Regions from separate parts of the Homo sapiens genome. Here region 2 is linked to region 1. Evidence: read pairs that join two places in POLR2A ChIA-PET (ENCODE). Cell type or tissue: MCF 10A. All regions are shown on one strand. Each heading gives the region's core, and the rest is flanking DNA. Links, peaks and the distances in the headings are about the cores only. Region 1 overlaps ANKRD31 (ankyrin repeat domain 31). Region 2 overlaps ANKRD31 (ankyrin repeat domain 31).

Region 1 (11,984 bases), core at 1,544-9,543:
TATAAAAACCCTAGAAGAAAATCTAGGCAATACCACTTGGGGCATAGGCACAGGTAAAGATTTCATGATGAAATCGCCACAAGCAATTGCAACAAAAGCAAAAATTGACAAATGGGATCTAATTAAACTAAAGAGCTTCTGCACAGCAAAAGAAACTATCATTAGAGCGAACAGGCAACCTACAGAACGGGAGAAAAATTTTGCAATCTATCCACCTGACAAAGGTCTAATCCAGAATCTACAAGGAACTTAAACAAATCCTCAAGAAAAAAAACAAATGATCCCATTAAAAAGTGAGCAAAGGACATGGACACTTCTCAAAAGAAGACATTCATGTGGCCAACAAACACACCAAAAAAAGCTCAACATCACTGATCATTAGAGAAATGCAAGTCAAAACCACAATGAGATACCATCTCATTTCAGTCAGAATGACGATTATTAAAGTCAAGAAATAACAGATGCTGGCGAGGTTGCAGAGAAATAGGAATGCTTTTACACTGTTGGTGGGAATGTAAATTATTTCAGTTCTTTAAAAATTTTTAGGCTTATTTTATGGCTTAGCTCATATCCTGAAGAATGTTCCCTGTGCAATTGAGAAGAATATGTATTTTCCTGTTGTTAGGTGAAGTTTTCTATAGACGCCTGTTAAGTCTAATTGGTTTATAGTGCCTTGTTAAAGTCTTCTTTTTCCTCACTGATCTTCTGCCTGTTTGATCTATATAGTAGTGCCCCCTTATATGCAGGAGCTATGTTCCAAGAACCCTAGGGGAAGCCTGAAACCACAGATAGTCCCGAACCCTGTATATACTGTTTTTTTTCTATATATACATACCCATGATAAAGTTTAATTTATAAATTAGGCACAGATTAACAATAATAATAAAAGAAATGATTATAACAGTATGCCAGCATCACTACTCTTTTGCTTTGGGATGTTATTAAATAAAGATTACTCAAACCCAAGCCTTGCAATCTGATAACCTAGATTTCTACCAAGTGACTGATGGGCAGGTAGCATATGCAGTGTGATTACTCTTGACAAAAGGATGATTCACATCCTGGGCAGGATAGAGTGGGACAGTGTGAGATTTCATCACACTCCTCAGAACATTGTGCAATTTAAAACTTGTGAATTGTTTATTTCAGGACTTTTTTTTTTTTGAGACGGAGTCTCGCTCTGTGGCCCAGACTGGAGTGCAGTAGTCTGATCTCCACTCACTGCAAGCTCTGCCTGCCGGGTTCATGCCATTCTCCTGCCTCAGCCTCCTGAGTAGCTGGGACTACAGGCATCCGCCACCACACCTGGATAATTTTTTTTTTTGTATTTTTAGTAGAGACAGGGTTTCACTGTGTTAGCCAGGATGGTCTTGATCTCTTGACCTTGTGATCCACCTGCCTCAGCCTCCCAAAGTGCTGGGATTACAGGCATGAGCCACCATGCCCGGCCAAGAATTTTTTATTTAATATTTTCCAACCACTGTTGACCATGGAAAATGAAATTACAGATAAGGGGACTACCATACGTTATTGAAAGTGGGATATTGAAGTATTTTACTGTTGAACTATTTCTCCCTTCATTTCTGTTAATTTTTATTTCATGTATTTTCATGCTGTTTTGTGTTTTAAGTGCATATATGTTTATAATTGTTATATCTTCCTGATGCATCAAGCCTCTTAGCATTATAAAATGTCCCCCATCATCTCTTGTAACAATTTCTCTTTTAAGATCTAGTTTGTTTGATATTGTATAGCCATTCCAGCTTTCTTGTGGTTGCGGTTTATATGATATACTTTTTCTGTCCTCTTACTTTAAATTTACTTGTCTCTTTGAATCTAAAATCTGTCTCCTATATGCATTATATAGTTGGGTCTTATTTTTTTTAGTCCAGTCTGATAATCTCTGCCTTTTGACTAGGTTGACTAACCCATTGACATTTCATATTGTTATTAATATTGTTGGATTTATGTCTTCTATTTTATTTTTTGTTTCAATATACCTCATATCTTTTTGTTCCTCTATACTTCCTTTATTGCTTTCTTTTGCAATCGGTGAATATTTTCCAATGTAGAATTCTAATTTCTTTAATGACTTTTCATCATATTTTTTGAGTTGTGCTTGCAGTAGCTGCTCTAGGACTCAACATACATTTTCACTTATCAGAATCAGCTTCAGATTCATACTAACTTAATTCCAGTAAAATATAGAAATGTTACTTCTGTAGAGCATTATTCCTTTTCCTTTTTATGATATTATTGTTATACATATTATGTTTATAAATTTATAAACCCAACAATACGTTGATATAATTATTGCTTTGTAAAATTTTGTGACTTTTAAAGAAGCTGATGGAAGAAAGGAAAGCAATACATATTTATAGCTTTTGTTATACCTACCTTCTTATTTATCCTTTCTGGATTGTTACATTTATTTTTGTAGATTTGAGTTACCATGTGGAGTCATTTCCTTAGCCCAATAAAGCTTTGCTCCCACCTACCTCTTTTGTGCTACTGTTGGCAAATATATTACATTTCTATAAGTTATAGGCCCAGCACTAACTTCTGTATCTATTGTTTTTTATAATTGCTTTTCAAAATCTGTTGAGACAAAAAGAGAAGAAATATGCATTTATACTGTCTTTTATAATACATAATTACCTTTACTGGTACTGTATGTTTTTTCATGTGGATTCATATTAGCCTATAGGGTCATTGGCTTTCAACCTGAAGAATTCCTTTATTATTTCTTGTAAGGCAGATCTCTTAGCAACCAATTTTCTCAGTCTCTCAGTTTTTGTTTATCTGGGAATGTCTTTATTTTGCCTTCATTTTTAAAAGATCGTTTTCCTAGATATAGGATTCTTAGTTAATAGTTTTTTCTTTGTACACTTTGAATATGTCATTCCACTGCCTCTGGCCTCCATTGTTTGATAATAACACAGCTGTTAATCTTCTTGAGTTTCCCTTGTAAATGATGAGTTATTTTTCTCCTGCTGCTTTTAATATTTTCTCCTTGTCTTATGACTTTTGATATTTTTACTATGTGTCTGTGGATCTCTGCATTTATCCTACTTGAGTCATTGAGCCTCCTGAATGTGTAGATTAATGCTTTTCAGTAAGTTTGGTAAGTTTTTTTTGTTGTTGTTGTTGTTGTTGTGACACAGTTTTGGTCTTGTTGCCCAGGCTGGAGTGCAGTGGTGCAATCTCAGTTCACTGAAACCTCCACCTCCCAGGTTCAAGCGATTCTCCTGCCTCAGCCTCCCAAGTAGCTGGAATTACAGGAGCTTGCCACCATGCTCAGCTAATTTTTGTATTTTTAGTAGTGACAGGGGTTTCACCACGTTGGCCAGGCTGGTCTCAAACTCCCGACCTTAGGTGACCTGCCTGTCTCAGCCTCCCTAAGTGCTGGAATTGCAGGTGTGAGCCACCGTGCCCGGCCAGTTTGGGAAGTTTTTAGGCATATATTTCTTCAAATATTTTTTCTGCTTCTTTTTCCTCTCCTTCATTATGCATATATTGGTATGCTTAATGGTGTTCCATATTTCTCTGAGACATTTTCATTTTTATTCTCTTTTCTTTGTCTTGCATACTCTGTATCAATATCTTCAAGTTTACTAATTCTTTCTCTTGCCAGTTTAAATCTGTTGAGCCTCTTTGGTAAATGTTTTATTTCAGTTATTTTATTTTCCAACTCCATAACTTCTATTTGGTTCTTTTTAAATAAATTTTTCTTTTTTATTGATATTCTGTATTTGATGTGACCTTGTCATCATTCCTTACTTAATGTCTTTAATTATGGTTTTCTTTAGTTCCTTGAACATATTTATAATGGTTATTTTGAAGTCTTTGTTAAATCCAGTGTCTGGTCACTCTCACAGGCAGTTTCTCTTGTCTGTTTTTTTTCCCAGTGTGTGTGTCATACTTTGCTGTTTCTTTGTATGTCTCATAACTTTTTGTTGGAACTGGACATTTTAGACAATGCATTGTAGCAACTCTACCCCACCTTCTCTTGGACTTCTTATTGCTATTTGCTTGTTTGTTTAATTACTGGCTAGATTGTTTTAGTGAAGTCCCCACTTCAGTGCTAAACTTCCAATGTTGAGCCTCAGGGACTAAAGCCTTGGCCACCTCTTTCCCTGACCTCCCTGACCACCCATGGCTCTTAAGCTCCACTTACTGCCCATTGACTGTTTTATTGTTTTCAACAATGTCCTAGGGGGACAAATTGCTCTACAGACTAATCCAAGCAAAGGTGGGCTCCTTTGAAGGGATAGTTCCCAAGGTCAGTGTTTGAAGTTTATTATGAACCTAGGAAGGCTCCTGCCAGCTCTTTTCCCAGTTGTCTCTTACAAACTCGCCTGCCTACAGCTTAGCCTACATCTCAAATGAATCTACCAGTCTACTCACAATTGCCTTTTACCACAACTTCTACTATTTCTGATAGTGCCCTTGAGCTTGAACTTCTTCATGCTCTGTTGCAAATGAAGTTAGTTCCTTCGGGAGGAGATTAGGAGCTATCTGTTCTAAGCCTTGCTTCTCTTCTCAGGCAGAATCCCTGAGCCATGGCCCTGGAGCTGAGGGTGGGGCCAAAGGTGATTTTTCAAGTGATACTCTTGCTTTAGGAGCTGAGCATTCGGTGGAGGGGAGGCAGTAGCTTCATGTGTTTTCCGTTTGCCTCTCCCAATGTGAAACCACCACCTTACAAGCCAAGGCAAGGGTGATTGGGATCCCAGCATTCTCCGTGGTGCCGTGCCAAAGGTGGAGCCTCTGTCTCACCACTCAGAGCTGGGCAGGAGAAGGGAGCCTCTACCCTTTGGTTATAGCTGCTGGCAACTTAGCCTTAGCAACAGTAGCTGGGGGCAGGATGAGAAATGCTGAAGTTATGCCCCTCCCAGGAAGACAGCCCTGTAACAGGGAGCCCTGTAGTCTTGACTACAGCAATCTAGAGTGGAGTCTCCACTTCACAGAGCTGGGAGTGGGGAGGGAGGATGCAGTCTTGGTTCAAATACCATAGACTCTCACCTTTTTAATCTGATTTTTGTAGATTTTGTTGACTAGATGGTTCATCATTTGCTGCATGCCCTTATGACCATTTCTAGATACATTAAATTTATATACAAAAATACATCAGGTGTTAGGGTATATGTGGTCCCTGTTACTTTGTCATGGCCAGAAGCAAAAATTCACATATTTCAGCTATTTTTGACCTTAATTTCTGTTTTATTTTTCACTTCAGGAGACTACCCACAAAGCCAGTATTTTATTGAATGGTAAACTTAAGGTAGAAAGTGGTCAGATTTATAAAAACCCAGTCACCTGGCTCAAGGATCTTCTGGGAGGCAACAGTTATGTGACCTGGAATTATGCTTGGAGTAAGGTGGGTCATTCTTAAGTTTATCTTTAACTTCATATTCAAATGGAAAAGTACATATTTTTGTGATGAAAGTATTTTTTAAGGAAATCTGAAAGATCTCCAAGCTAGTTTTGTATTCATGTGTTCATTCTGTATATGCTGTATGCATATCATGCTACATGCATGTCACAGAATGAACACATCACTTTCTCCCACAAGTCCTATTTGCCAGAATTCCCCATGGGCATGGTTGCATAGCTGACTGCACCTTCCGTTTCTTACTCCTTATCTAGTCTCAGAACTTTTAATGCCTTTAATCTTCCCATTTGATCTCCCAAGGGATTTCAGGTCTTTGTATGGAAAATTTGGAACCACTGGTGTATTGGTAACTTAGTTAATATGTTATTATTCTAATGAAGTAAAGCAAAATCTCCTAAATACAAAAGAAATGGGCAAGAGGCCTAAGGCCCTCAGATATTATCATGTATTTTTATGTTTGAACATGTCCTTATCCATGAATTGCTAGCCCTTCAAAATGAATTACTTTCATTTAGACCTCCTAGACTTAGTAGCCTCCCTGTCAGTTCTGGCTTCTGAGTTATAAGCCCAGTAATGACTGATGTTCTTGAGGTCTAGTGTTCATCCACCTGCAGACTTCAGGGACAGTCTTAAAATTATTCTTCAGGAAAGTCTGAATCTTCAGACATCTGCCATGACTGTTTCGAAGACTAGAAGATACACTCAACCTCTACTATTACAGTAAACCTCAGTGTACCAGTAATAGGAAGCATAGCTTTCTCTCCTCTTTTTTGTTTAACCCAGGTCTGCCCACTCTCCCTCCCAGTCCCCTTTGTGCCCCTAAAGTCTATATTCTGTGTCCCAGATTCTGTGCCCCAACCCTGCATTCTGGTCTCCTAGACCTCGTTGGCAAGTGTATCTAGCACTGTTTCAGTTCCTTCACTTACATCAGCACATTCTGGATTCTATCTGCTATATGGTCTGTCTGACTTTTTCCCAAAGTTTGTTTTGGTTTCCCACTCCTGGAGTCACCAGGCCATCTGCTTTCAGTTCGTCTTAGCCCCTTTACCCTATCCTTTCCATGGATTCTTAATTCATATCTAAATGTTAGTAATTAGCATCTTGCCCATGAAAATCCCTTTTTGTTACAAGGTTTCTTACACTTATGATAGATTATACTGTTTTGCTGAAACTGAATCTTAGCTCACAGGACAGATAGCATACTGAATGCTGTAGCTTAGGTTCTTTTGAGCTCAACATGCCTGTGCTGCAGTGTGCCTGGTAATGACTCCATTTGCCCACTCTGTTTCTCCATTAGAACTACTGTTATTTCCTGCCTTTGAATAGCTGGCTGTAACATCATTTGGCCCTTACTCTGTACTAATGCCTCATTTACATATCTCATTGACTCTAGCATTTTCTCATAGCCATGTCAATTAGAGTTACACTGTTTAGCACCTATGTGATAGTGAAGCCACATGCAAATGTGGGCACTAAAAGTAGGGCAATTATCAGATATAAAATATTCCTACAGATTATCTAAACAGGCTTATTTTCTTTAGATTATCAAAAAAATGAAAACGGAGTTTTAAAAATTACTATGGGCACTGATGTACTTCTAGTAAATACCCCAAGCTGAGAAACATTACCCTAGTGATTTTCTTTACAATATTTAAAAGGCTCTTTTAAAGTCTTTTAAAGTTTACCACAGAAACCTCTGCCTCTTCTTGTCTTGGAGTAACTCCTGAATTCAGTCACTTCTTGAGGAAAGGAGCTTTTTGCTACATGGGTAAATGTGAACATTTCTACTGACTAGTTCTGAGAGTGGTGGGGGTGGTATGGGACCAGGAGTGGTTGGTGGTCAGGCAAGGAATGCCAGAAAACAAGGTATTGCCCTGTATCTGACAGAGTGACAGAGCCAGTAGGTGCAGAGATGACTCAAACTCCCAACCCAAGCAGTTGCTGAACAGCTTTGCCAAGGAAATCCTGATGCTTACTCAGAGAGGGCATCACTGACTTCTCTCCTGCAGCCTCCCAGCTGTTGGACAACATTCTGGTGTGGCCGAGTGATTTGTGGGTGGGAGGCAGCAGACCAAGCTAGTTCCTGGTTCCACTCTTTATAAGTTATATTATCTGGGCAATGGTTTTCGATCACATTGGAATCACTTGAGGGCCTTTAGAAACCACTAGTGCCTAGTAGACTCCAAGCCCATAACTTCTGATCTAATATCTAGGTGGGGATCAAGTGGCAATATTTGAAAAAGCATTCCAGGCAATTCTAATGTGCAGCCTCAGTAAGAATGATTAATCTAGGTCAAGCCATTTCACCTTTCTGAACTTCAGCTTTCTTATGTATAAAATAAGTAGTGCTAGGTGATATCTAAAGACCCTTCCAACGTAGCGATTGTGGAGCTTGAATAGCACTGTTTGATTTATAAAGCAGTTTTACGCAACAACTTTATCAGGCAGGAAGATCAACTATTATTTCTGTTCATGGATATGAAAACAAAGGTTTGGGAAGTTAAGTGACCTGATTTAGCCTCAAGGCCAGCCAGAACCAGGACTAGAACCTGATCTTCTGATTCCCTGTACATTCTTTTCTGTATTTATGAAGGCACAAGAGAGGCACACGTTCCTTTCATTAGAAACAGGTTGCTCTGAACTCAAAAGAGCACACAGTACAATCTAGCCACCTTTATGAATGTATGCAAAGCCTTAGTCATGTGCAGCAACTATTGCCCACTTCCACAGGAAAAATGCCTTTCTGTGATACAGTTGCAGGATGAAAATCATAAGAATCATAAGAATGGAAATGATGGTTTATTTTTGTAAATACTCAACAGTGAATTACTGCAGATGAAAAGTAGGCTGCTATTTTAGGCAGTGCTTCAAGGAACACTAGACAGATCTCTTCTGCAAACATACTTCCCATCCGGATGCCTCCCTGAATTTCCATCCTTATTTCCACCCTTTCCATTCCTTTGGATTTAGTGATCACTTTTTTCTGTGGTTCCCCTCACCCCCCACACATACTTTTCAAGAACAACTCCTCTCACCATCATGATTAGGAATATCAAGATATGGAAAGGTTGGGGTGGGAGCATAGAAACTGATGGAAATTGTTCATCTCGACAGACAGCCTTATTCTGTCAATTACTCACACTCTCAATGTGTCCTAAACCTCCTATGAACCTAGCTTCTACTCAGCTACATTTTAGAACAGAAAGAAGAGGAAGGAGATGGTTAGATATGTGATCTCTTTTAAAATACAAATATCCAGGAGTTTTGGATCCTGAAAATAGAAATAATGTGAAGGGCTTTCTCTTGCGTCTAGCTACATAGAGTGTTGGGAGTATGAAAAAAGAGTCTGGAATGGGGAGGTTGGTACCATGAAGGTGAGCTTTACCTGCATCATCATTTCCATAGAAACAGCTCTTCCAAGGCAGTTTTTGCACTTTGAAACTACTTTCTGTCTTATATTATGAATTCCTAAAGAAATATTTTATTTGAGAAATATTTTTATTTTCTTAGCCACAATGTATTTTGTGTTACAATGAATTTAAAAGAAAACCTACAGTTTTTTATTGGTTTCTTTGCTTTTTCCACCCTGAGATAAAAAGCAATTATTCTTTCTTCCTTCTACTCCTCTTGGAGCAGTGAAACTTTGTAAGATTGACTTCTTAAAACTTGCAATGGAATAAAAGTAGTTATTTGATCATCCATGAACAGATTTCTTTTCTTTCTTTTTTTTTTTCTTTTTGAGCCAGAGTCTCGCTGTCTTGCCCAGGCCGGAGTGCAGTGGCCTGATCTCAGCTCGCTGCAGCGTCTGCCTCATAGGTTCAAGTGATTCTCTTGCCTCAGCCTCACAAGTAGCTGGGACTACAGGCATGCACCACCATGCCTGGCTAATTTTTGTATTTTTAGTAGAGACGGGGTTTCACCATGTTGACCAGGCTCAAACTCCTGACCTCAGGGGATCCCCCCACATCGGCCTCCCAAAGTGCTGGGGTTACAGGTATGAGTCACCATGCCTGGCCATCCACGAACAGATTTCTATTAGTCAATACCAACAAATGGTTTTTCTGAAGATATATGAAAAATGGGATGATACTTTCAAATAAAATGGAGTCCCAGAAGGGAAGTATATGCAAAGGTGGGTTATGTTTCATTCTTTTTTGATGCATATTATTACATAAGATGTACAGAAATATTTATTATGGCAATTAATAATGACAATACTGCACTTTATTTCTTCCAAAGACCTTACCAAAATAAAGTTAATTAATAATTTCACTTGGCTCATTAACTACATTTCCAGAATACTGGCTGGCTGAGTCATCTATTTTCCTCAAACATGCATGTGTGTGTGTATGCACATGCGTGCACACGTGCGCGTACACACACACATTCTACACTCCCTACTTTTTCCCTAGTATGATATTGGAGAATCAGCATAGACTAATTTCTAAGGAATAATGGAGTGTTGTAAGAGCTTCAGGGAAAGCATCAGTGGCCTTAGGACAAAACACCCCTCCAGTTCTACCTTTTAGCAAAGCAAGAACACAACAACCTACAGATATCCTCACCGAACATGCCTTACACTAAGCTCCATCTCTCTTACATGTTCTCATCTGGCATCCTATCAGCTGCCCTTCATCAAAATGGGTTTTGGACAGTGAAGTTGCTGAGATCACTGGAGGCTATGTTGTCCAAAAGCCTGAGAACTTAGCCTCCAGCTCTTCCTACCATGCCTCTGTCAGAGTAGGCATATGAGCTAGATTTGAATCCAGAGAAATTTAGTTCAGGATTCAGAGTTTGAGTCATACACAAATGTAATGACTGCCCTTATGCTTTAGCCAACTGGAGGTTTTTCATGACATTAATATGAAATGCACATTTTCTAGAAGTGATCTAGTGTCTGTTCATTCTGAGGTCTATTCATTAACCTGTTCAATAAATCACTCCTACCTAATGGAAAATAGATTTTTAACTCAGTGGATATTCTTAAAACTCTGTTCTTTGTCTGAATTACCTGCAGTGGAATATGTAAGTCACCTTATATTGCCCAGCACTAACTAATAAAAATATTTTTAAAGTCTGAGATATAGGTGAGAACATACTGAGCCTGCACTTTGATGGATTTATGAGATGTGTTGGACATTGTCAGGGCATAACACATACAAAATCTATTGTTTCCAATAACTGGTTGTTTGGAGAACTGACAAATGGCATTCAGGGGCCTCTCCTCTACTTTCTATGGCAAGTGAGAAGGGATTGACACATTGAGTAGGCCAGGTCTGTTCCATTTTCATTGCCAGGCTTTGTTTGGTCATAGGATTGAGTCCAAAGGGTATCTGTACCTTTAAGATCCCCTAGACCTTTCTCACTCTGTTCAATTTAACATTTATTGAGTACTCGGAATGTGCTAGACAGTATGCCAGATGCTTTTCATGCATTATCTCTTTTAATCCTCATAACAATTTAATAAGCTGGAGGCACTTTTTTTACAAACACAAATTGAGGCTTAGGGAATTTGAGAATCTTGCTTAAGAGTTGGGACTTCACAGCCAGGCACGGTGGCTCACACCTGTAATCCCAGCACTTTGGGAGGCCAAGGCAGGTGGATCATTTGAGGTCAGGAGTTCGAGACCACCCTGGCCAACATGGCAAAACCCTGTATCTACTAAAAATACAAAAATTAGCCAGGCGTGGTGGCGCACACTTGTAATTCCAGCTACTAGGGAGGCTAAGGCATGGGAGGCTGAGGCATGGGAGGCTGAGGCATGAGAATTGCTTGAACTCAGGAGGTGGAGGTTGCAGTGAGCCAAGATCATGCCAGTGTGCTGCTCCAGCCTGGGTGACAGAGTAAGACTCTCTCAAAAAAAAAAAATTAAAAGAAAAGAAAAGGAGCCGGGACTTCAGAGTCTTTTATCCAGTATCGTCAGGCACTCTGTGAACTGCTGAGGGTATTTGAATGAATATGATATAGACCTGTCCTCAAGGAGCTTATGGTTTAATAGAAACAGATGTATTAAAACATAATTTCATTTATATGAGGTAAGTACCATGACAGAAATATGAGTAAAGAAGCTTTGGGAACCTAGAGGAGGATCATTCCTTGAAACTAGAGGTTATAGGGAGGCATCCTGGAGGAAGGGATGTTCAAGTTGAATCTTGATGCTTTGCCCACAGTGAACTAACCTCTGGAGGTATGTTAATAGATTGTCCTCAAGCTAAGAGTAAAGAACCCAAAGACCCTTGGGCCCAGAACATTTCTGGCAGAATTTACCAGTTCTGCCTCATCCCTGCCTTTTTGTGTGTAGATATTTCTAAGCTCTGACCATTTGCACTGATAATGATATAGCTAAGTTCACAAACAACCAAAAAAAATGGATGTCTAGACCTGAAATGTTATTAATTTAATCAGTTAAATATGTGATTTCTTGAAAAGTACCATTACTTTTATAGCTTAATTTTATTAATGTAACATTAAATTTTTAAAGTTATAAAGTAGCAGATGCTGGATTAATAGTTGTTGAATAAGTGAATAGGTGAGTGAATTAATATCACACAACAAGGGTCAACACATTTTTTTCTGTAAAAGGTCACATAG
Region 2 (11,984 bases), core at 2,762-10,761, 62 kb before region 1:
TTAGATGTGTGCATTAATGCTTTGCATCAGATTTGGCAAGTTTTCAGCTATTATTTCTTTGAATATTTTTCTCTGCTGCTTTTTCTCTCTCCTGTCTTTCTGGAACTCCTGTAATGTGTATGTTGTTGTGCTTAATGGTGCCCTATATTTCTCTGATGTTCTATTCATTTTTCTTCATTCTTTTAAAAATCTGTTCTTCTGATTGTGTAATCTTTGTTAATCTGTCTCTCCAAATTCAGTGATTCTTTTTTTCTGTCAGCTTAAACTTCCTGTTGAGGCCTCTGGTGAATTTTTCTTTTCAGTTATTATACTTTTGAATTCCAGAATTTCCATTTGATTTTTTTAAAACTTTCTGTTTATTAATATTCTCTATTTTATAAATTATCAACATATTTTTTCTTAATTCTTTAAACATGGCTTTCATCAGCTCTTTGAACATATTTATAATAGCTGTTTTAGAGTGTTTTTTTGCACATATAGGCCCTCTCAAAGCAGTTCCTGTGGCTGCTTTTTATCCTGTGTATGGGTCATACTTTAGTGTTTCTTTTCATGTCTGTCTTTCTCTCCTTCTCACTATCTCTCTCTCTTTTGAGACAGAATCTCACTCTGTTGCCCAGGCTGGAGTGCAGTGATGTGATCATAGCTCACTGCAGCCTCGAATTTTTGGGAACAGGTGATCCTCCTGCCTTAGCTGCCTGAGTGGTTGGGACAATAGGCATGCACCACCACACCCAGCTTTTTAAAAAATTATTTTTACTTGTATTTTTTGTAGAGATGGAATCTTGCTTGTGTCACCTAGGCTGGTTTAGAACTGCTGGCCTCAAGTTATCTTCCTGCCTTGGCCTCCCAAAGCACTGGGACAGGCATGAGCCACTACATCCGGCCAAAACTGGACATTTAAGATAATGTATTATAGCAACTCTGGATCCTGAGTCCCCCAACCCACATGCCCAACTTGGGTTGCTTCTTTGTTTGATAAGTTGTGAAGTCTATTTCCCTCACAGTGTGCAGTCTTGTGACCCTGTTTGCAAAATTTTTTTCTTGTTTTTATCTTTATCCTGGTTTCCAACAGAATACCCTTGGTTCAAGACCATTTAGTGGTCAATTACTGATTGGTTAGAGGTTGTGTTTAACCTTCCTGAATCAGAAAGATTTTTACATTTTACTGTTGGATCTGGTGTGGCTTATAGACTATGTTCATTCTTCAGGGAGTTTTGAGTTTGGCCTACATTTAGCCAGGGACCAGTAACTCAGAAGTTTCTTCTCTAGCATCTCCTCAAAGGACATTGCCTTGGATATACACAACATTCTTCTGGGCCACCAAGATGGACTATAGTTTTAGCCAGGCTCTCTTTGACTATCTATTCGCTAATCTCCTAAGCTTCTGAGTAGTCTGCCTCTATTATATCACAGCCATCTGTTACTCTTCACTCATTGCTAACTCTCTGTTCTTGGTGTTTTCTTTTCTTTTGAAGGGTAGCATACATTTGCAGGTGAGTAGTTTCATTAACCTATTTACTGTCTCTAAAATCTTGGCAGTTCTTCATTTCATTCTCTCTCTTTCAGTCTAAGATGCAGTGTTTCTGCAGACAGAGCATTTTCAAAAAACCTTGTGAGTTTACCGTGTGTCACAGGGATTCATGCCATTAGACAACAGGGTCTTTCATAGATCAGGGATTCATGCCACTAGACAACAGGATCTTTCACAGATATTTCCACAGGCCCACCTATATTTCTGGCTTCTGCTAAGATGGTTGAATGGGTCCATGAGTCACATTCCTACTCTCTTCAGCATTAACAAAGGTTTTCCAGCTATGCCCTTGGCCTTCTCTACAAAGCACACTTTTCTTACAGGAATCTCCAACTTTTACCATCTTTTCCAATCTTGATGGACAGAATTTCCCAAATCATCAAGTTCTGGTTCCTTTTTGCCTAACAGTTCTTTCTTCAATTTATCTTTTTCTCCTCACATTTTACTATAATCCCCAAGAAGAAACCAGGTTGCACTCTCAGTGCTTAACTTGGAAATCACCTCAGCCAAACCTCTAAGTTTAGCATTTATAAGTTCTGCTTTCACACAACTTGCAGGACAAATCTAGGCTTTCTGGTACTGTATAGCAAGGAACGCCTTTCCTCCAGCTTCTAAAAACTTGTTCTATATTTCCTTCTGAGCCCTTGCAAATAATGCCTTTAATGCTCATTTTTTCACCAACATTGTGTTCATGATGATATATGCATTATCTAAGATGATACAGGTTCTCTCTAATATGCTCCTCCTAAGCCCTCCCTGGTAGGATCTTTAACATCCACATTTCTACCAGATGTCTGTTCAAGACAATCCAGGCTTTCCAGTTCCAAAGCCACGTCTACATTTTTAGGTATTTGTTACAATAGCACCCCACTTTCTGGTACCCAAATCTGTATAGGTTTCCTATGACAGCTATAACCCAGCACAAACTGGGTGGCTTAAAGCAACAGAAATTTATTCTCTCACAGCTCTACAGACTAGAAGTCCAAAATCAGAATCACTGGGCTAAAATCAAGATATCAGTGGGGCTTGACTCCCTCCAGAGGCTGTAGAGGATAATCTGTTACTTGCCTCTTTCAGCTTCCAGTGGCTGCCAGCCTTCCTTGATTTTGACTGCATCACTTCAACCTCTCCCTTGACTTTACCTCAGCTTTTCCTCTGTGTGTGCATGTGAAATCCTGCTCAGCCTCTTTCTTAAGGATGCTTGTGATGGTATTTAAGGCTCACTGAGATAATTGAAGATAAGCCACTAATCTCAAAATCCTTAACTTAATCATATTTGCAAAGGTCTTTTTTCCAAATAAAGTTGACATTTACAAGTTCTAGAGATGAAGACATGGATATCTTTTGGTGAGGGTGGATGAGGGGGCATTTTCAGCCTACCACGATAAGTGCGGAGGAACTTTGACTTTCCACTTAATACCTTTCTGTAATTTTTAACTTTTTTTGCAATGTGCAAATATTGCTTTTATGATTTTAAACATGAATTAACATTAATACACCAGAAGGACATGCACACATACATACACACACATCTCAGAGTACAAAGTGATTAAAAAGTAGTTTCAAAAGAGATGTGGTATACCCAAGACCACCTAGTTATTATCTCAAAAGAGAGATATATATCTTCTTTAAAAGCCTGGCACAGTGGCCAGGCACAGTGGCTCACACCTGTAATCTCAACACTTTGGGAGGCCGAGGTGAGTGGATCTCTTGAGGTTAGAAGTTCAAGACCAGCCTGGCCAACAAGGCGAAACCCCATCTCTACTAAAAATATAAAAATTAGCCAGGCGTGGTGATGCACACCTTTTCCCAGCTACCTGGGAGGCTGAGGCACAAGAATTGATTGAACCCGGGAGGCAGAGGTTGCAGTGAGCTAAGATCATGCCACTGCACTCCAGCCTGGGCAACAAGCAAGACTCTGTCTCAAAAAAAAAAAAGGCTGACATAATGTAAATTTGTGATAATCATTTTATTATAGGAAGATGAGGAAAGTGTACCTGCTGTGTCTGTGAATGGCACAAACTAGATAATATCAAAGGTAAGAGAGAAAGATTCAAACTACTTTAGTAGGCTAGGATGCTTTCTTATAAAAGGAAATATATATACGCTTTTAATTTTTAGGTACATACACTGGATAGAAATTTATATCCTTCCTCTCATTCCATACATTAACATGGAAATTTAGGCTTCTTTTAGTATAATGTTACTTAAAGCCTACTCACCATATCCTTCCTGCCCTACATTCATTCTTTTACTAAACAATACTTTTTAGTATTTACTTCACGTAAGATACTAAGATAGTCTCTGGGAATATGAAGACATATATCTGTAGTAAAAGCTTCGAAGCAACTTAAACATTCATTAATAGGGTACTGGTGAAATAAATTATAGTATGTTCACATAGTAAACTATTGCTTAGCTGCTGAAAAGAATGAGGAAGTGTAGTCTACACTGATATGGAACAGTTTCCAAGGACTTGTTAGGAGGGTGGAGGAAACAAGGCAAAATACAGAGTGTATATAATATATGACCATTTGTGTAAGAAAATATGTATACATACATATTATGTATATATACATACATACATACCTATTGGACTAGACTATTGCTGGAAAAATTCCAAATAAATTAACCACGGCTGACTCAGGAAAAAATAATAGAACAGGGGTAGAGGAGGGAAACTTATTTTGCATTGTATTTTTGTCTGAGCCTTCTGTATTTTGAACCATATTCATTAATTTCCTGTTGAAAAATAATAAATTATTTAAGAAAAAGATAGTCCCACCCTCAAGAAAGTTAGAGTACACTAGGAGAGACTGATATGAAAGAAATAAGTATAATATGGAGTATATTGGGCAGTAATATGTGTGTGAAAAGAAGGAGAAGTCGTTTTTCTCTGGGCAGCAGTGGATGGTGAGGCATTGGGGGAGCTCAGGGAGAGCTGTATAGAGGAGGTTGTTTGAGAAGTAGTAACAGTAGTAATAGATTGACCACTTTTTCACCAACAGTCTGAGGAGGAGCAGCGGCAGCACAGGTATAGACGGAAGACATAATTATCTCCTGGAACCTGTTAAAATTATATTTACTACTACAGAACCCAGTCCTAATTCTTGGTGTATTTGCTAACTTCATTTCACTAGCAGCTGAGCCACTGATGTTTCTACCTCAGCCTTTCTTGCCTCCTGCCTTTCTGCCTGCCTGCTTTCCCACCTTCCATCCCCCTTACCTCCTTCTCCCTTTCTTTTCTTCCCTCCTTCTTTCTTTTTCTCTTTCTCCCTTTCATTCTTCCTTTAGTCTTTTTTAATGATAAGAAACTCATGTATCAACAAATTAAAATTCAGTAGCAACTACATTAATTCTTTTTTTATTGGACAAGGATTTATAGATAAATCCAAACAGTATTTTCAAAAGAGATATTTGATGTTACTTAGAGTAGTCTGCTAGCACACATTCACAGTAATACACCCTCAATCTGGGTTCCCTTACATAAATAACCTTTTTCTAGGTGGCAGAGTTACTTCTTCTGAATGGAGCTGATCCATTATTTAGAAATGATGATGGAAAATGTGCTTTGGATGAGGCCAAGGATTTATGTATGAAGCGTCTCCTTGAGAGATATATCCCTAAACATCAAAAATGCCTTACATCAGGTAAGATTAAACTGCCCTGTAATAGCTATTTGTCACATCAGTGAAGTTACAGAAATTTAATTTAGAATTAAAGAAATTAAATTTATTTTTCTCATGAGTGTTGAGAAAATCCATCCAATAGTGTCTTTTCTTCATTCTGTTAATAAATCACACTGACTTGTTTGCAAATGCACATAGGACTCTAAAAGAAAAAAGAAAGGTAATACTTTTCTGCAGGTTGTACATTGCAAAGAGTTAAGAAACCTTTTATAAATTTGTTTCTTTTCCCCAAAATCCTTTGACTAAATAACATGATATGATCCCCTTTGGTTATATCCTTTTCAGTGAAAATGGCCAGGATTATTTATATTCATTCCCTAAGAATATTTTCTTATGGCTATACTTTTTCCCTCTCATCCACTGCTCTATTAAATTGAACAACAAAAGAACTTGATCTATAGTTTTCAATAAAAAATTATGTAAACATAATTTAAATACATGACATACTCTTTATACTCTCTAATACATTTGTTAGATTTTTTGGTAACAACTCTACATTCATCTGCTCAGGACTCTGCAATGGCTCTCCCTTTAATCTAGAAGAAAAGCCAGTATCCTTACAATAGCCTAGAAGTTCCTGTTATCAGCTGGCCACCCTACTGGTTAACCCCTTTTACCAGTACTTTCTACCACCATTACTCAACTTCAGTCATGCTGGCCTCCTTGCTTTTCCTCAGATATGCCTCCCCAAGTCTTAGTTCAAATGTCACCTTCTCAACGAGGCCTAGACCACCCTACTTAATACTGCAACTGCCCCCTTCTTACCTTCACTATATTAGTTATCTATCAGTATGTAACAACGAATCCTAATACTTAGCAGCTTAAAACAACAAACATGTTTTATCTCACACAGCTTCAGAGGGTCAGGATTCTGGGAGCAGTTTAACTGAGTGGTTCTAGATGAGAGTCACAGGTTGTAGTCATCTCAAGTTGCAACTAGGACAGGAAGATCCACTTTCAAATTCACAAATGATTGTTGGCAAAACTCAGATCATTGCTGGTTGTTGGCTGAAGGCTTTAGCTACTTGCCACATTAGCTTCTCCATAAGGCTGCTGACAACCTGGCAGCTATCTCAGAGCAGGTGACCTAAGAGGAAGAGAATGTACCTTAGACAAAAGCCAGTCTTTTCATAACCTAATCTTAAAAGTGATATGTCATCACTTTTGCCATATTCTGTTTGTTAGAAGTGAGTCACTGAGTCTGGCCCACACTCAAAGGTAGCAGAATTAAGCTCCACCTCTTAATATACATGGATATATTAAAAATATATCCATAGATTCACAAAAATCTATGCATATATTTTTAGAATCATTATACTCACTCTATTCCCTCTAACCCTGCTCTGCTTAGACATTCCCCATAGCACTTATTACCTAACACATTAGACAGTTGACTTATTTTTTATTTTCTGTCTTTTTCCTCCAGAATCTAAGCTCCATGAAGGAAAAGATCTTTGTTTTGTCTACTGATTAATATTAAAGTGACTTGTACGTAGTAGGCATTCAGCAAATATTTATTGAATAAATATTGTCAGTCCTCTGAAACAAAAACAAAAACAAATTCTTTCCATTCAAGAGATCCATATGTGCTTCATTCCCATTTATTAAACTGTATTTTAATGAAAAAAAATCCCCAACAGATATTTTCTCCCAAAGGCTTTTATATATTATTACCTTTAACAACAAAGGCTTCCACCTTTGCAGTTCCCCCTTTGTGTGCAGGAAAGTTTAATCTGAAAATCCTTCTCACCATGAAGTGAGTGGGCCTCCCTACATGTCCTGTAGTTCTCCCTTAATAGAACAAAACTTAGGCTGGCGGTGGAAACCTATCCTCTGCTAAAGCTCTGTGTCTTCCTGGGGACAAATAATACAGCTGTGGCTGTTGTCACTTCTTTGATACAAATATAAATTCAAAGTTCTTTGGTGGCAAGTAATCAACTTAAGGCTGAAAAGGGAGTTTCTTGACAGAACAACTCAAGAATTGAAGGAAAAGCTGAAGATCCAGACCTTGGAAAGGTCAAGAATAAAAGCAGCTCCAGGGATCTAGGCAGCAGGAACCAATGGTATCTCTCTTCAGAGAGCTGCCTATGAGGTTATGTGCTGGGCAGGCAAAACAACAGATGCTCTCTAACCCACCTCCACTGGAATTTATTTTCTATGAAGAGTCATTCATTCATTCATTCATTGTATCAGGGTTGCTATGTATCAAACACTAAATAGTGCCAAAGCCTGATAATACAAGATGAATAAGAAACAGGGATAGCCAGCAATTACGATGAAGAATGTGACAAAAGAATGCTCAGGCCCTATGAGAGTACATAAAAAAGACACATAACCCAGGCTCCTTCATGTCCAGGAGGATAACAGGACAGATATTACATATCTATCTTGGTTAATGATTAAGTGTCAACACAAACCCTTTGATAAGTCTATTAGAAAAGATCTTTTCCCGATCTAAATGGTTTTAAATGAAATTTAAAGTACATCTCTGTATTAGTTTGTTCTCATGCTGCTAATAGACATACCTGAGACTGGGTAACTTATAAAGGAAAGAGATTTAATTGACTCACAGTTCTGCAGGACTAGGGAGGCCTAAGGAAACTTACAATCATGGTGGAAGTGAAACAAACACGTCCTTCTTCACATGGCAGCAGCAAGGAGAAGTGCAGGGGAACAGCCCTTTATAAAACCATCAGATATTGTGAGACTTATTCACTATCAGGAGAACAGCATGAGAAAAACCTGCCCCCATGATTCAATTACCTCCCGCTGGGTTCCTCCCATGACACATGGGGATTATGGGAGATACAATTCAAGATAAGATTTGGAAGGGGACACAGCCAAACCATATCAATCTCCTTCCCAGCTGGGTTCTATTTAATATAAAACAGTTCTTCCAATTATTGTTAGGTGTGTCTGTTATTGAAAATTAGGTACAGTTGAGCAATCTAACAACCAGTCGTGAGAGTAGTTTTTCTTTAGGGTTAGTGGATCTATTTTATTATTTTATGGATACTTATTTTATAAATCATATACTTGATCAAGAAATGCAGTTGTCTGAATGCTATTGACAAGAACTAAGTCCTGGATCAAAATATTCTACTTTTATAGTAAAGAGAAAACTTCATTGATAATTGAAGGCTACCAGGAGGTAATTAATTAATGGTTCATTAGAGCAAAAAACTTCCTTCCAAGTAGCCAAATTGCATGAGAAGTGAGACAGACAGTAACTTGTTGAAGCCAGGTCTATACAAGCACATTAAGATAAATTATTAAAACAATCGTATTAACATTTTAAACTATATGGAAAATTGCAAATAAAATTCAGTTGGAGGCAAAAGTATATTTTTAAATTATTGCTTTGATAATCTGCTTAACTGCTTGACTTCTCTATTTTAAATAATTACAACATGCATTGTTTTGCTCTTCTGGGAATGCTTCCTACAGCATTCTAGTCTTTTCTCCAAATCCAGAATACCCTCTTCACCAGTGCCCACTTTAATCTATTCCTACCCAATGAAATTTCTTTCATGTAAAGGAATCCCAAACATTTCTCCATAGGACTAAGCTCCCACTCTTCCTTTGTGAGAGAATTTACTAAGATGGGTTGTGTTATCATGCTTCACCAGATGGTTTGAATATTTCTTAAGTTTAAACTTTCAAATTCCATGATTAATTATCAGCCTACTTTTCAATATGAATGCAAAATTAGGTTACTTAAGTAAAGAATATTTGTATGTAAATAGAGAATATTATTTCACTTAAATAAATAAAAACAGAGTATTCATTTTTAAGTTCCAGATGAAGAACTTTCAAGTATGGGAATGATGAATAAAGAACTTTCCTCATATAAAATATATTTGCTGCTTTTCTAGCTTAAAGTAAAATATATCTACTTTGATGTAGGACAAGGGTTCAGTCCTAACTTTATAGCCTCATAGGCTATAAAGCTTATAGGGTAAATTAACATTCCTAATTTTCTTATCTGTAAACTTGGGTTTATAATATCTCTGCATCTACCTGTATACCTATGGGATTGTTAATGTGAGGACTGAAGTTAATATATGTAAATATCTCAACACAGTACCCGGTACATTATGGGAACTCAGAGTGGCAGAGGGAAAATAATATAGCTATATCACTAAATATCACCACCTCAGAATTTATACCTGGGTATTAAGTTGGTTGTATTAGGGAATGTAAAGTCTTAAAACTCAGAGAAAATAAAGCCCTGTTCTTCCTTCCAGATTCTCTTAGGAACCATGTCCCTTGCAGGGTGGTTTCTGGAAAATACGATTTTTCTACTCTTTTATTTAAGATCAAAGGTTTGGAGAAGGTATAGTGTCCTTTTGCTCTTAGAAAATAATAATAACAATAATAATGGAGCACTTTCTCTATACCTAGGATTCATGTAAACACTTTACATGGATTATATAATTCAATCTTCACCATTCTGTGAGGTTGAAACTATTATTAGCTTTCATTTATGGGCATTTTATGGAGGCAGAGACATTAAGAAATTTGCTCAAGGTCAGCCAGCTGCTAAGCAGATGAGAATCAAGACTGAAACTCTGGATTGAGTCCCCAGAGACGGTGCTCCAAAGGAATAGCACCTTTTTGCTTGGTAAAAGGACATTATGTTTGACTTTTTCACCTGTATAATGTGAATGAATCAATGTCATACTTCATTATGCAGCTCATAATTTGATTGCTATCATGAAAGTTATCCCCAAGAAATAAATTAAATTGCTCTGTTTTTGAATTACATCCTCATTAAAATATTTTACATTTCTAGCTTATATTTAGGGAAATTTGTGTTATGTATCACATACAAGATGTTCATTCATTTATTCCTTCCTCTGTCAAATATTCTTTGAATATTTCCTGTGTGTAAGCCATTGTTCCTAGGTTTTTATCTTTTGTAGCCAAATGCATATATAGTTAACTTTAATGCTACTTTTATTACATAAAGGAGGCTATGAAGAGACACTAAAATACATTCCTTTTATTATCAACTCAGGCTTTTTAAAAATAATCTTTTTCCCCCTGTGCATTCACAAGACGGTTGGCCTTTTCCATCTGTGTATGTTTTACTTTAAAGAGAATGCAGCATTCAATTAGGACCTTATTAAGCAGGCATATTAGGAGATGATAATCTAATTAATTATAAAATAATTTTTCACCTTATAAAAGTAGCTTGCACACAGTTACATAATCTATTGAATAAAAAGGTCATATCTGGATATATCTGTGGGGAAAATAAATACTGAGTTTAGTGCCAATCTTTAGTATTAGTTATTCTGTTAGATCTGCTCTGCTTTCCCTATAGAAATATTTTAGCTCTCTTAAGATAGTATTTGATTTCTAATATGGAACTTATAGGAATGTTGTATGTGCCAATTTTAATATAAAATGTTTGCATAATTTCACTTATTCCACTTGGTTTTCTCGTGGCAAAGGACTGGTGGGTTTTAGAAGTCTAAAGTCTAAACACTAGAAGCTGTTTTCATTGATTTTCTCTTTTTGTTTACAGCTCAAAGGAGTAGCATTGACCCACTAGACATAGAGGATGTGTACCAACACAAGGTATATCTATGTTTAGTAATAAACATTTTTATAGGGATGTAACTTCTGGTTGTTTCATAGATTGTCAAAGGGAAGAGAAAGACTGCTGAAGCTTTAGTAATAATGACTTCACATTTGCTTTTAAGACACTAGAATAATTGCATGAGAATCAGAGGGTTCTGGGCTGTTAGTTTATGGCATATCTGGGCACGCTAATATATTGGTAACCATTTCCTTCCTCCTCCTCTTTATGGAGCTTAAGGTTTATCAACTATGTCTAATTTCCTGTGGCCTAAGCATAGTACAGGAAAGAGTCAAAGGTATTAGCCCATCCCTTCAAACTTTACATCGTGGGCAGTTACTCTTCATCTAGTACTTGAGTTGTGTGAATGAGAGGAAGCTGTGTTCCTGTTTTAATCTTAGCAGCCCATAATAATTTTTTCATACAGACCAGTTGAAGAGTATATCTGTCTTCCTGTTTTTAAGTCAATTTTTCTGCTTCCATCCCATAGTTCTCCCAGATACTAGAAGAAGAAACCCCTAATTCTAGCTCCACCTATATAACAATTGGGAGAGGAGAGTGTTTCTAAAGCATTTGTGTAAAGCTTCTTGTAAAGTTTATAGAGTCTGACTACTGGAATCTGCTTTCTTTGATTTTCTCTTGCTGTTTACAGCTCAAAGGAATAGCACCCATCCACTAGACACAAAAGATGTACACCAACACAGAGTTTCCTTGTAAAGGAAACTTTGATCTGATTAATTTAAAAGCATATAAAAATTAAGTAGATTAAAATTTATTATGTTTAATAAGATTAGTAGTGCTACAATACTGGCAAGAAGGAATTAAAATCTACAGTAGAAAGTAAAGATTAGTATACATACTGAGTCTAAATCTATTACATTTGCCTTTCTTCTATTAGTCTGCATTTCTGAAATATCAGGTTGGCTATATCCCAGCAGGATCTGTGGTTAGATTGAATTAGAAAATAATAGTTTGAATCAAATAATAGTTGATTTATCAATAATCCAGATTGAATTGATATAGTACTACCGCTGAAAATTAAAGCTAACTATGTATTTTTTTTCTATAGAAACCAAAGTTCAGTTCTAAAAGTCACATTTGGCATGTTTATAATGAAAATTCCAACAGACAGAAGCTGGAACATGTAAAAGTCAATAAAGGAAGCAAAGCGAGTTTA

The links. Peaks named below come from ENCODE experiments on the same cell type or tissue, not always from the same donor. Only the 100,000 strongest peaks of a DNase experiment are listed, where the experiment ranks them.
Region 2: POLR2A ChIA-PET joins it to region 1 with 5 read pairs; 2 of 35 experiments call an interaction of 5 or more read pairs at or near these places.

What each region holds. Positions count from the first base shown.
Region 1 is chr5:75,084,654-75,096,637 of GRCh38, reverse strand. ANKRD31 (ankyrin repeat domain 31) reads left to right here. Exons shown (of 26, transcript NM_001372053.1): 23 at 5,237-5,377. Among named protein-coding and RNA genes, the nearest start is that of GCNT4, 38 kb to the right of the region's middle. In MCF 10A, for the core only: no CTCF peak of the experiment used is centred there; a DNase peak (open chromatin) is centred at 4,807.
Region 2 is chr5:75,147,398-75,159,381 of GRCh38, reverse strand. ANKRD31 (ankyrin repeat domain 31) reads left to right here. Exons shown (of 26, transcript NM_001372053.1): 12 at 5,037-5,181; 13 at 10,754-10,806; 14 at 11,877-11,984. Among named protein-coding and RNA genes, the nearest start is that of ANKRD31, 83 kb to the left of the region's middle. In MCF 10A, for the core only: no CTCF peak of the experiment used is centred there; a DNase peak (open chromatin) is centred at 6,341.